Regions from separate parts of the Homo sapiens genome. Here regions 2 and 3 are each linked to region 1. A link is a contact called in ENCODE Hi-C data. All regions are on one chromosome and are shown on one strand. The core of a region is the stretch at or near the end of the contact, and the rest is flanking DNA. Distances in the headings are between cores, read along the strand shown.

Region 1 (4,110 bases), core at 1,611-4,110:
AGGCATGTGAAAATGTAAATGGTGTGGTCCTTGAAGCAAAGAGAAAAGTAAATGATACACCAGAGTCTCAGGCTGGACCCGCAAGTCAATAAAACAGGTAATAAATTCAGCTGAGCAGATACAGACAAGGGTAACCTACAGCTCTGAGGCTTGGATGCCTCTGAAGCTCAGAGACCCTCTACTCACATACCAAGGAGGGGACAGGTTTTCGCATTCCATTTTTTAGTTTCAGAAACTGCGGCCTGATCTATCACGTTGGAAGGAGGGAAGAGCTGTAAAGTGAATGTAAAGATTTCGCTGTCTTTGGAGCAAATATAGATAAAATTTGGTGAGTTTATTGAGTTTATGATGCAACTCCATTTTAACTATCTAGAGAAGGTGGAAGCCAGAGTGGACCTACCAGTCCAACCCACTCAGCCTTCAAGAGAGGAAGATCAAATCTCTCCTCTGGAGTGTCTAGCTCTTGGAGAGTGAAATAGACATTCTTTCTTTCCTGCAACTGAGCTCAAGGTGAAGACTTTGCTCACTGCAGCTGGTGTAAGCCTCCCCACACCCCTGCACCTCAGCTAAAATTGCAATCAGATCAACAGTGGTGTAATTTTTTTAAAAAGAGATGGGGTCTTGCTCTGTGACCTAAGCTGGAGTGTAGTAGTACAATTATGGCTCACTGCAGACTCAACCTCCCAGGCTCAAGCAAACCTCCTACCTCAGTCTCCCCATTAGCGGGACTACAGGCACACATCTGGCTAATTTTTTAACTTTTTGTAGAGATGGGTATCTCACTACCTTGCCCAGGGTGGTCTTGAACTCCTGGGCTGAGTCGATCCTCCCACCTCGGCCTCCCAAAGTCCTGGGATTATAAGCATGAGTCACTGCACCCAGCTGGCTGGTGTCATTATTAAGAACAATTTTTGTATCCCTCCTCGTGCTTACCCATATTCTCCGAGTTGCATTCAGCTGTGTACTTTTTTACAATGAGAAATTTAAAACCAGCCGGGCGCGGTGGTTCACGCCCGTAATCCCAGCAATTTGGGAGGCCAGGGCGGGTGGATCACTTGAGGTCAGTACTTCAAGACCCACCTGGCCAACATGGTGAAACTCCATCTCTACTGAAAATACAAAAATTAGCCAGGCGTGTTGGCGGGCGCCTGTAATCCCAACTACTTGGGAGGCTGAGGCAGGAGAATCGCTGGAACCCAGGGGTGGAGGTTGCAATAAGCTGAGATCACACCAGTGCACTCCAGCCTGGGTGACAGAGCAAGACTCCGTTAAAAAAAAAAAAGTAAAAAATAAGGAATTAAAAAAAACAAAACGCTTTACAGAAAATAAAAATATATAAAAATATTGAGCACTACTTGAAAACTTTCTATTGAAACCATCCCCACTGTGTTGACAAAAATTTCATGCCAAGTTCTAGGCAGAAATATAGTTATAATTAAGCATTAATCAGGCTGTACTTTGGCCCACTTCCTTGTTGCTAAAAGTCACCTAGCACTACATACTGACCATTTGCATTCCCATTGTTCCTATAGACAGGATCTCTGACATTAGAATCATAAGCTTTCTGTTTAAGGATCGCTTAAGATATTTTTCAGACCTTGAATTCCAGCTACCAGTTTGAAGATCCCCAGAGAGGAATGGGGTCAGCTTAAGAATACAGGTTCTTCAACGCCCTGTCCCATGACTTCACCCTGCACTCTTCAATCAACGATCTCCACACTATAGCCCTCTCCAAAACCCTTAAAAACCTTGACCCCAAATTCCTCAGGGAGATGGATTTGAGGTTTCCTCCCATCTCCTCCTTTGGCGACTCCACGATTACACCTCTTTCTCTGCTGCAACCCTGGTGTCTGGGCGTATTGACTTGCTATGTGCACGAGTCAACGAACCTAATAGTGTTACATCATTTTCAAAAACAGTATTTACACCGTTGCACCTGTGGAACAGATGAAAGGACACGAATAAAAATAACTCAGGCCAGGTGCGGTGGCTCACGCCTGTAATCCCAGCACTTAGCGAGGCCGAGGCAAGTGGATCACGAGGTCAGGACTTCGAGACCAGCCTGGACAACATGGTGAAACCTCGTCTCTACTAAAAATACAAAGAGTTGCCGGGCACGGTGGCTCACGCCTGTAAGTAATCCCAGCACTTTGGCAGGCTGAGGCGGGTGTATCACCAGAGGTCAGGAGTTCAAAGCCAGCCTGGCTAACATGGCCAAACACTGTCTCTACTAAAAATACAAAGATTAGCCAGGTGTGGTGGTGGGCGCCTGTAGTCCCAACTACTCGGGAGGCTGAGGCAGGAGAATCTGTTGAACCCGAAAGGCGGAGGTTGCAGTGAGCCGAGATTGCGCCACTGCACTCCAGCCAGGGCTACAAGAGCGAGACTCCGCCTCAAAAAAAAAATCCAAAAAAACAACAAAAAAACACAAAGATTAGCTGGGCGTGGTGGCGGGCGCCCCTAATCCCAGCTACTCGGGAGGACGAGGCAGGAGAATCGTTTCAACTAAGCAGCGGGAGGTTGCAGTGAGCCGAGATCGCTCCATTGCACTCCAACCTGGGTGACAGAGCGAGACTCCGACTCAAAAAAACCAAACAAACAAACGAAAACTCAGTGGGAGTGTCTTCACTATGCAGTCGTCTATTCAGCAACCTTGACAACAAGCTCTGGCACTCAGTTTCTATTTCCCGGGAGTTGCCCAGCGCTCCGCCCACGCCCGCTTGCAGAACTCGCCCCGCCTCCGCCCCACCCATCGTGTGACGTCACCATATCGGTCCCGCCCCTCTACTTCGCGTTGCTCCCGGGACTGTCAACCGCGTCCGGAAGCCCCGCCTTTTCGCCCCCGCCCGCATGCGCGGGCGCACACGAATGCGGGCGCACACGAATGCGGGCGCACACGAATGCGGGCGCACCCTTGAGTCCCCTCCACAACCGCGGTTTGATCCCAGCGGTCCAGTCGGCCGGTGCTGCCCATCCGTCCCGCCCCCTAGACGCACGTCCGCTCGCCCGGCGCCCGAGCCAGTCCGCGCGCACGCCGTCTGCGCCCCGAAAGCCCCGCCCCAAGGCGCGCCCGCCCACCGCTCTCCACGTGCTCGCTGGAGGGCGGTGCGAGGGGCCGAGCCGACAAGATGTTCTTGCTGCCTCTTCCGGCTGCGGGGCGAGTAGTCGTCCGACGTCTGGCCGTGAGACGTTTCGGGAGCCGGAGTCTCTCCACCGCAGACATGACGAAGGTGAGAGGCGGCGGCTCGCTCATGGTCCGCCGCTGGGGCCCTGCCCGTGGGCTACTGGGGCTGCGGGGCTGGTCGAAGCCGCGGTGTCCTGGGCGCCCAAGCCAAGTTGCAAAAATCAGTTTAAAAGAAAAATTCTCTCCTTGCGGGGATCGGCCTAGGCCGCTGAGGACCCCAGCGGTCGTATTGAGGGCGCGATTCCCCTGCTCGGGGCTAGGGGGTGATGGTTGTAGCCGCCCTTTACCCGGCTCCACTCGGCCGCGCACTTGCTCCAGTCGTCACCCGCGGTCCTGGCAGTAACCCGGGGAAAGACGCGGCGGTGGGGCTCCCATCCGAGCTTGGAGGAAGCCCGAGTTTGCCAAGGTGAAAGGGTTTCTGAGGTCCCAGAGTCACAGGGCTCCTTCCCCCGCGGAAGTGAAAGGTCAGGGAGTTAAGTAGCTTGGAAGGGTTTCTAGAGGAAAAGCATGCCTCTCTAGAGAAAAGGGCTTTGGGGAGAGACCCACGTTTCCCAGAATTAAGAGCATCTTCCAGAAGAAAAGTGAACTCCAAAAAATTACGAAGGTCGCTCTTCAGATGTGAAGGATCTGCAAAGGGAATGGCTCTCGGAACCAGCACAAGCTTGGGAGTCATGCCTAAGCACCAGAAAGAGATGACTGTCCCTGCAGAAGAACGTTCTAGGGGGAGCTTGAGCTCCAGTCTCCTGCAGGTATCTCAGTGGTGGAGGGACCAGTCGCCTGACCAGTGCTATCTCCAGTACTGTGCCACAGCCTACCCAGATAACAGTTGCTCAGTTGGCTCCATTGATTCCCGGGGAGTGAACAATCTTAGGGAAGTTAGAACCTGGCAGAGTTACCAATGCCAAGGAAGGCCGTTTTCTTTGGTG
Region 2 (4,110 bases), core at 770-3,269, 7.7 Mb after region 1:
TACGAGTTACAAATTCACTTGCAAATTTTATAAACAAGTCTTTTAAGATCACAAATTTGTACATCTAAAACAAATTTGTAAATAAAAGTGCTAGAGTTCATGTGAGTAGGTAGTTAGGTCTTTTAGTTTTTATTCTGCCTAGGGCACTGTCTCAAGGGGTCCTGAGAATGTGTGCCCAGCTAGTTAGGTCTTGAGATAGTGTCCGAGAGTATCATCATCATAGCTGTAGAAAGTTTCCTATCTCAAAAGACCAGACATGTGCAGATAATATACACTGAAAAAGTGTTCTGGACAACTTGAAAAAGGGGACACTGGTACATCAAAGATACAGATGCTACTGGTGCAGATGGAGAATTTGAGTAAAACCATTACATGAAATGTGAAAGAAAAACAGCCATGTTTTTACAGTAATAAACCATAGCACTCAATGTGTGAAGTTAACTAGGCACATGCCCCAATGGTTCTTTAAATAACATAAGAGACTATTTCGTCTACAACCATAGACATGTGGCTGCGTCTTGATTACTGCACTATAAGACTTGAAATTGAGTAGGCTGATTCCTCCCACTTCATTATTCTTTTTCCAAAATTGTTTTAGCTATTTTAGTTCCCTTGCCTTTCCATATAAATTTCAGAATATTGTCTAAATGTACAAAAAGAATCTGGCTGGGATTTTCATAGCAATTGTGCTACACCTGTATAAGCATTAAACCTGGGGAGAACTGATATCTTTACTATGTTGAGTCTTCTGATTTATGAATGCAGTATGTTTCTGCATTTGTTTATTCTTTGATTTTTTTTTTTTTTTTTTAAGACGGAGTCTCACTCTGTCACCCAGGCTGGAGTGCAGTGGCACAATCTCGGCTCACTGCAAGCTCCGCCTTCCGGGTTCACGCCATTCTCCTGCCTCAGCCTCCCGAGTAGCTGGGACTACAGGTGCCCGCCACCACGCCTGGCTAATTTTTTTGTTTTTGTATTTTTAGTATTTTTAGTAGAGACGGGGTTTCACGGTGTTAGCCAGGATGGTCTCGATCTCCTGACCTTGTGATCCACCTGCCTTGGCCTCCCAAAATTCTGGGATTATAGGCGTGAGCCACCGTGCCCGGCTATTCTTTGATTTTTAAAAAACTTTAAAAATTGCTTATTTATTTTAGAGATGTCGTCTCGCTTTGTTGCCCGGGCTGGTTTCGAACTCCTGGATTCAAGCAATCCTCCCTCCTTGGCCCCCCAAAGTGCTGGGATTACAGGTGTGAGCCACTGCACTCAGCCTTGATTTTTTTTAATCAAGCATTTTGGAGTTTTTAGCATACATAAAGCTCTGTACATATTTCGTTAGATTTACACCTATTTCATTTATTTGAGTGATTGTAAGTGGTATTCTATTTTTTAGTGTTCTTGTGATCATTGCTAGTATTTAGAAATCCAGTTGATGTTTGTGTGTTTATCTCATATCCTGCAACCTTGCTGAACTCAGTTTAAACCGGAGGTGTTTTCCTGATAGATTCTTTCGGATTTTTAAAATGTGGACAATCATGTCATCTGCAAATCAGGACGGTTTTCTTTCTTTCTTATGTATAAATGTCAATGAGTATGCAACTATGATGTGCAACTTTCAGCATTGTCCAAAAGTTACAGAGGATGATGCAGTGACTGTGACTTTGAAAAACAAAGAATGATCCTTAAATCACAGCTGCTGCAGCCATTTCAGCTATTTGGCAGAGGTGGTAATGCTGCCTTTTGGACCTACAATACAACCAAGTCTTTGTTCGAATCATCTCACTTCCTGGCTATATTCTTAAGAAAGGAGGGTGCTTCATGCGCTGAGCTCATGGCACAGGTCCCGCAAGTGACCTGCGAGCCCCACCGCTAGGGGCCGCTTAGGTGCAGCCCCCAGGTGGGCGGGGACTGCGTTTCGGGGCGTGGCCTCCGCCGCGGCAGCCCCCGCCCAAGCTCCTCCTAAGCGCCTGGGGGCGCTGTGGGTCGCTTTGGGTCGCGGGGGCGCTCTTTCTCAGCATTCTTGTTTCGTACTGAGGCTTTCGGGACGGCGGCGGGAAGATGGCGGCCTCCAGGAATGGGTTTGAAGCCGTGGAGGCAGAGGGCAGCGCAGGGTGCCGGGGAAGCTCGGGAATGGAGGTGGTGCTTCCTTTGGATCCTGCCGTCCCCGCCCCGCTGTGCCCTCACGGTGGGTCAGAGTCTGGGCTCAGCCTAACTGCCGGGCGCTGAGGGTGTGAGTTGGCTTGGAAGTGGCTTTTGGGGCTCCTGTATTTTTACCCGCCTCTTTCCCTCACCAGTGTGCTGCCTAGAAAATACTCCTTCCTCGGAACGCGGTGTTTTTCAACTTACTTGAGAAACATTCAGAGCAAGTCTCCACTCTTGTGGTTTTGGCTCCAGGACTATTTCATCTCTTTTGGGGGGAAGGGGCAGAAAAGTAGGCAAAGAGAAGAATGCATGGTATTGAATAGTTCTCGTTGACAAGTACTTGGGGATTTCATTTGTTGATTTGCTCTCCCTTCAAAAATAAAAAATTAGGGAGAAAAACAGTGTAATTCTTGCCTGCGAACTAGACTCAGTTTTTCTCTAACTTACAGAAAGTGGGCGTTTCCAGCTCAAAGCTCAGGTTTTCACTGCAAGGGTAACCGCGCAAGAGATGTCAAAGTCCTCAATTCTCTGAGTCCCTTCCTTGTTTTAGTCTCAGGTTTGTAATATTCACAACGTAGACAGCAACTGTACCGACAATAGCATTTTCTTTCTGAAGAGACCGGTTTTCAAAAATTATTTATAAGTAGTCACTGCCGGAATGTTGTAACAGAGAGAAAAGAAACATTCATTAAACACAGAGAAGCCGGCGTGGTGGCGTGCACCTGTAGTTCCAGCACTTGGGGGGCCGAGGCGGGCTGATCGCTTGAGCCCAGGAGTTTGAGACTAGCCCGGGCAAAAATGATGACACTCCGTCTACAAAAAAAGAAAAACAGCTGGGGACACGCAACTGTAGTCCCAGCTACTCGGGATGCTGAGGCGGGAGAATCGCTTGAGGCTAGGAAGCAGGATCTCAGTGAGCCATGATTGTGCCAGTGCGCTTCAGCCTGGGCGACAGAGGGAGACCCTGTCTCAAGAAAACAAAACAAAAAACCCTAACAAAACAAAAAACAACCAACCAAAGAGATGGATTTAATTATGATAAATTGTGCCTAAAGCTCAAACAAATTTTATTTAAGGGCAGCGAAAACTAAGAACTTGACGTAGATGACCATTACTTGACACTTTTTTTTTTTTTTTCTATTCTGGAACTAGGACCCACTCTTCTGTTTGTAAAGGTGACCCAAGGGAAAGAAGAAACTCGGAGGTTTTATGCCTGTTCAGCCTGTAGAGATAGAAAAGACTGTAATTTTTTTCAGTGGGAAGATGAAAAGGTATATCAACTTTTTGGATATTTATTTTTTATTTTTGGTATGTGTGACAATTTTGTTGAGAACGTGTAAACCAATAAAAATATGCGGTCTGAACATACAAGATAAATCTCTTAAGAGAGATGGAGATACTATGTTTGTTGGTTCAGAAAATGAGTTCATGTTTACTCTGATTACTGATATCTTAAACTACTGTCTCAAAGTCTTATTTCCCCATAAGACTCTCTGAGGTGGTAATATTGGGTGGGGCTGATCTTCTGTGTGTTAGCTTGGGCTTCTGTAACAGAAGTACCATAGGCTGTGTGGCTTAAACGACAGACATCTGTTTCTTACAGTTCTGGAGACTGGGAAGTCCAGGATCAAGATGCTGGCAGATCTAGTGTCTGGTGTAGGTCCTGTCCTCTTCCTGATTTGCAGAGGGTCATCCTTTCTTTATATCCTCATTTCCCAGAGAGAGGAAGCAAGCACTGTCTGTCTTAGAAGGACACTAATCTCATTCCTGAGGGCTCTACCCTCTTGACGTAATTACCTCTCAAAGGCGCCTCATTTAAATACCATCACATTGGGGTTAAGGCTTCAACATACGAATTTTAGGGGGCACAAACATTCAGTCGATAGCACCGTTGGCAGATACAGATTGCTCACTAAAGAGAAATCATGATCATTCCAGAAAGTGTTAAAAAACACTTTTTTTGAACATTTG
Region 3 (4,110 bases), core at 859-3,358, 7.7 Mb after region 1:
AACTCCATCTCAAAAAAAGAAAAAAAATAAGTATAACAGAAAGTCAATGGTGGAATGAAAATGAAATAATCAGAATTATTGAATTAATCCAAACGAAGGCAGGAAAGGAGGAACAGAGGAACCGAAAAGGTTAAAGCAAATAAAACCCAAATTGCAAAATAATAGATCTAAATCCAACCACATCATTATTACATTAAATGTAAATGGACCCCAAACTCCAATTAAAAGGCATTTACAGGCCAGGTGCAGTACCTCACACCTGTAATCCCAGCACTTTGGGAGGCCGAGGCGGGTGGATCATCTGAGGTCAGGAGTTCGAGACCAGCCTGGCCAATGTGGTGAAACCCTATCTCTACTAAAAAATACAAAAATTAGCCGTGCATGGTGGCAGGCACCTGTAATTACAGCTATTCTTTCTTTAAAGCGGAGAAGGCATCAGGGAAGAGGGTTGTAGGTGGTGAAGCAAATGGTTACATTTTTGCTAGACTTTAGGTAGTGCCCAGTAACTCTATGCTATGCATAAGATAAGGTGAATATTCAAAGAAAATGGAGTAAAGGAAGTTAATTATACAGATATCTCAGGTGAAGGAATGATTGATCTTATCCTTGTTCTGCATCTGGGAAGATAAGCTTGTAACTGAATTTATCCATGTGAAATTTAACAGACTTTAGTTGTACCAGTTTGATTTAGGTTGCAGACTTAAAGTTATACAATTGACACGTCCTTGTTTTATGGAAGGATATACATCTTGAAAGGTTTAAGGGCCAGTAAAGAATTTACTATGATTAATTTGTTGAGGACAGTCATCCTGAGACTGAGATGCATAAGGCTTTTTTTTGCATTTTGAGGAGGGTCTGGCTAACATATAAAGTTTTAATACAACTATGGGAAGTAACAGCTATCCATTTGGGAAAAGCATTGTAGTGTTGAGTGACTTCAGTCTCCAGGCTTAACTCTCCCTTTGACATAACAAGTTGGGGGTGGGGGGTGGTTCTGAGATTTTTATTTTCCTTTACAGGGTCAAAGAGGAAATCATAAAGGAAATTAAAAACTATTTTCAGCTGAAGGAAAACAAAAGCACAGTAGCAGGCCAGGCAAGGTGGCTTATGCTTGTAATCCCAGAATTTTGGGATGCTGAAGCAGGACGACTGCTTGAGACCAGGAGCTCAAGACCAATCTGGGCAACAGTGAGATCCCATCTCTACAAAAAATTTAAATTTAAAAATTAACAGGATGTGGTCGTGCACACCTGCAGTTCCAGCTACTGTGTCTTCTACAGTTTAAAGCTGAGAAGATCCCTTGAGCTTAGGAGGTTGAGACTGCAGTGAGCTATGATTGTGTCACTGCACTCCAGCCTGGATAACAAAGTGAGACCCTGTCTCAAAAATAACAACCACCAAGAAAAAAAAAAAGGAGAATTCAGCTAAAGCAGTGCTTAGAGGGCAATTTATAGCCTTAAAATACTAGCATTGGAAAAGCAGAAAGATCCAGAATCAATCATCTTCTACTCTAAGCAACTAGAAAAAGAAGAGGAAATCAAAACTCAAGTGAGCAATAAAGAGCAAAATAAGGCAATGGACCAGAAAACAGAAAATCAATGGAACCAAAACATGACATTTTGAAAAGATTTAAAAATTGATAAACTTCTAGCTAGATTAGTCAGAAAAAGAAAACATACAAACTGCCACTATCAAGAATATCTGAACAAAGACAAGGTCCCTGCCCTCCTGGACGTCTACTGGAGGAAAGAAATGTCATACAATTAAATCTATAGTTACAGATTATGGTAAACTCTGAGAGAGAATTCTGTCAGGGAGAAGCCGCTTTTGGTTGCAGGAGGGCACCTCTTTGAAAATTACTCACCTTCCCGCCCTCCACTGGGAGTAAAGCGAGCTGTGCCCAGCTTCTCCCCGCGCTCACGGAAGCAGGTGGCGGCCCCACCCCACCTGACCCCTCAAAAGCCCCGCCCCCTGTTCACTCCCACGTGCCCCGCTGCCGCCGCCGCCGCCGCCACGACCCTTCTGCGCAGGCGCGGGGGTGGTGCCTGGCGGAGGCGCGAGGTGGGGCGCGGCCGGCGGCGAGGCGGGACAACCGCTGGGCGGGCGCCAAGCGTGCCCGTGCGCTGGTGAGGTGGCGTCCGTTCTACCCGGTCGCTCCCGTTCCGCGCCATGCAGAGCCCAGTCTCTGGCACCTGGCTGCTCTGATCTGGTCTCAGCGCGGAGGGAGCAGAGGGAGTCCATGGAGGATCCCTCCGAGCCCGACCGGTTGGCGTCCGCGGACGGCGGGAGCCCGGAGGAGGAGGAGGATGGGGAGCGGGAGCCGCTGCTACCGCGGATCGCCTGGGCCCACCCGCGGAGAGGCGCCCCAGGCAGCGCCGTGAGGCTGCTGGACGCTGCCGGGGAGGAGGGCGAGGCCGGCGACGAGGAGCTGCCCCTCCCGCCCGGGGACGTGGGGGTCTCCCGGAGTTCGTCCGCCGAGCTGGACCGGAGCCGCCCCGCGGTTTCAGGTGCGACCCGGCCCTGCCCCACTCCCCGCGCCCCTCCGGGCGGCTGCCCCTGTCGCCCGGCTCGGTCCTGTCTCCCGCGCGCGCTGGCCGAGGTGGACGGGCTTTCCCCGCTCGCTGGGCAGCAGCTCCCGAGCTCGGACCGGCGCCAGCCGCAGCCGCACCGCGGGCACCTAGCTTGCTCGCTCTTTCTCCGGGAGCTCCCTCTCCTAAGGCCAGTGGTTGTCATTAAACCGATTCTTTAGACCTCCCCGCAAAGTGAGTCAAAACTTCTAGAAACCGACACTGGGGAGAGGTTAACGCTGTAAAATGACGTAAGTCCTTGCTCAAGTTTGGACTTGACTTTTGAATTAAGAACCTTGAACTCTCAGGAAAGTTCCCGGAGTGGTGAATTTGCAAAGTGGATGACAGGAGAGAGATGGACAGCCAGAATATCCAGTTGCCACTGGGGCACGTTTCAAAACCTTTTTCTATTAAATGTTGTTATTATGAAGTTAGCCACAGGGGGCAAAAGCAGTTGAAAGTCTGTTCCTGCCCTCTTACAGTTTAGTTTCTCTTTCTTGATTTACTTCTAATACATAAGAAAACCAAAACGAAAAACCTCTTTTCGCTATTAAGCGGACTGATAACCTCAGGCGAAACAGGGCAGTTGAAATGATGTTGAAGGTTAAATTTAGGTATGCTGTGCAGGCCTGGATATTTATTAATAAAGTGAGTTTTTCTGGCGTGTTGAATGGAGTTAGACAAATGTGATGGAAATAGCAAGAGACTTGTAAGACTCTCAGCTAGAGGTGAGACAGACTTGTTTGTAAAAAGGCGATGGTACACCTCCCTGCTGGTTGTGAGGATGGATTAAATGAGATGTTGTGCACCCGGTTGGTTTATCGCTTCACACATGACAACTTAAAAACCACAGAAAATGGAAGTTTCTTTAACACTGCTTAGTTTTTTTTGGAATTGTTAGATTTTAAATGTACTGTTAGTGGTACACTAATGTGTCCTTTACAGTTTAAAGAATTTTGGATAGAATCGGTCACTCAAGTTCTAGCTAGAGGCTACATTCAGGCATATTCTAGAGTAAATAAATCAGAGAATCCCAAGGGGAGCAGTTTGTCTGATTGTTTAAGCTTTAACCAACGTCTGCTCCCGTTATAATGTTACCTGATGGATGCATTGACGTTTAACCAAACAACGTGAAGCTGAAACCAGATCACAAACGGGTCTGCATTTGCCTAGCTACATTGGCAATTTGGGTATATGTTACTTAGAATTTAGTCTGTAAAATAGCTAGCTTGCCTTTTTCTGTCCCTTACCTTGTGTAAGCTACCTTGTGTACCTGGGTTTTTAAAAGAGCCTAAAGCCTTCAAAATGCACTTGTTCTGTGAAAGTGAGGTGTTTTATAAACAAACAGTATTAAGGCTAGAAAAAAATCAAAGCGAGAGGTCAACGAGATGGCAGGCCTGTAATCCCATCCCAGCATTTTGGGAGGTCTAGGCAGGAGAATAGCTTGAGGCTGGAAGTTCGAGACCCACCTGGGCAACATAGCGAGATCCCCATCTCTATAAAAAATAAACAACAACAACAACAAAAATTCAAAGTGAGGATA

Evidence for each region. Hi-C counts contacts between places; a loop is a spot of excess contacts on that map. Pooled maps may share reads with other maps.
Region 2: a pooled map shows a loop between it and region 1 (30-fold over the local background). The contact joins the promoter of ZCCHC4 here to the promoter of LAP3 in region 1. A Hi-C loop is called at or near these places in 8 of 50 pooled maps.
Region 3: a pooled map shows a loop between it and region 1 (19-fold over the local background). The contact joins the promoter of PI4K2B here to the promoter of LAP3 in region 1. A Hi-C loop is called at or near these places in 7 of 50 pooled maps.

What each region holds. Positions count from the first base shown.
Region 1 is chr4:17,574,338-17,578,447 of GRCh38, forward strand. LAP3 (leucine aminopeptidase 3) reads left to right here and starts at 2,861. Exons shown (of 13, transcript NM_015907.3): 1 at 2,861-3,230. The coding sequence starts at 3,129. RefSeq lists enhancers at 2,509-2,868, 3,209-3,408 and a silencer at 2,929-3,138.
Region 2 is chr4:25,310,755-25,314,864 of GRCh38, forward strand. It overlaps ZCCHC4 (zinc finger CCHC-type containing 4), which reads left to right and starts at 2,020. Exons shown (of 13, transcript NM_024936.3): 1 at 2,020-2,182; 2 at 3,292-3,410. The coding sequence starts at 2,056. RefSeq lists enhancers at 1-86, 1,674-2,550, 2,079-2,138 and silencers at 1,799-1,868, 1,876-2,080.
Region 3 is chr4:25,231,925-25,236,034 of GRCh38, forward strand. It overlaps PI4K2B (phosphatidylinositol 4-kinase type 2 beta), which reads left to right and starts at 2,109. Exons shown (of 10, transcript NM_018323.4): 1 at 2,109-2,507. The coding sequence starts at 2,240. It overlaps LOC105374535 (a long non-coding RNA gene), which reads right to left and starts at 1,941. Exons shown (of 4, transcript XR_925490.3): 1 at 1,865-1,941. RefSeq lists silencers at 1,899-2,208, 2,309-2,548, 2,589-2,648 and enhancers at 1,935-2,436, 2,437-2,936, 2,869-2,998.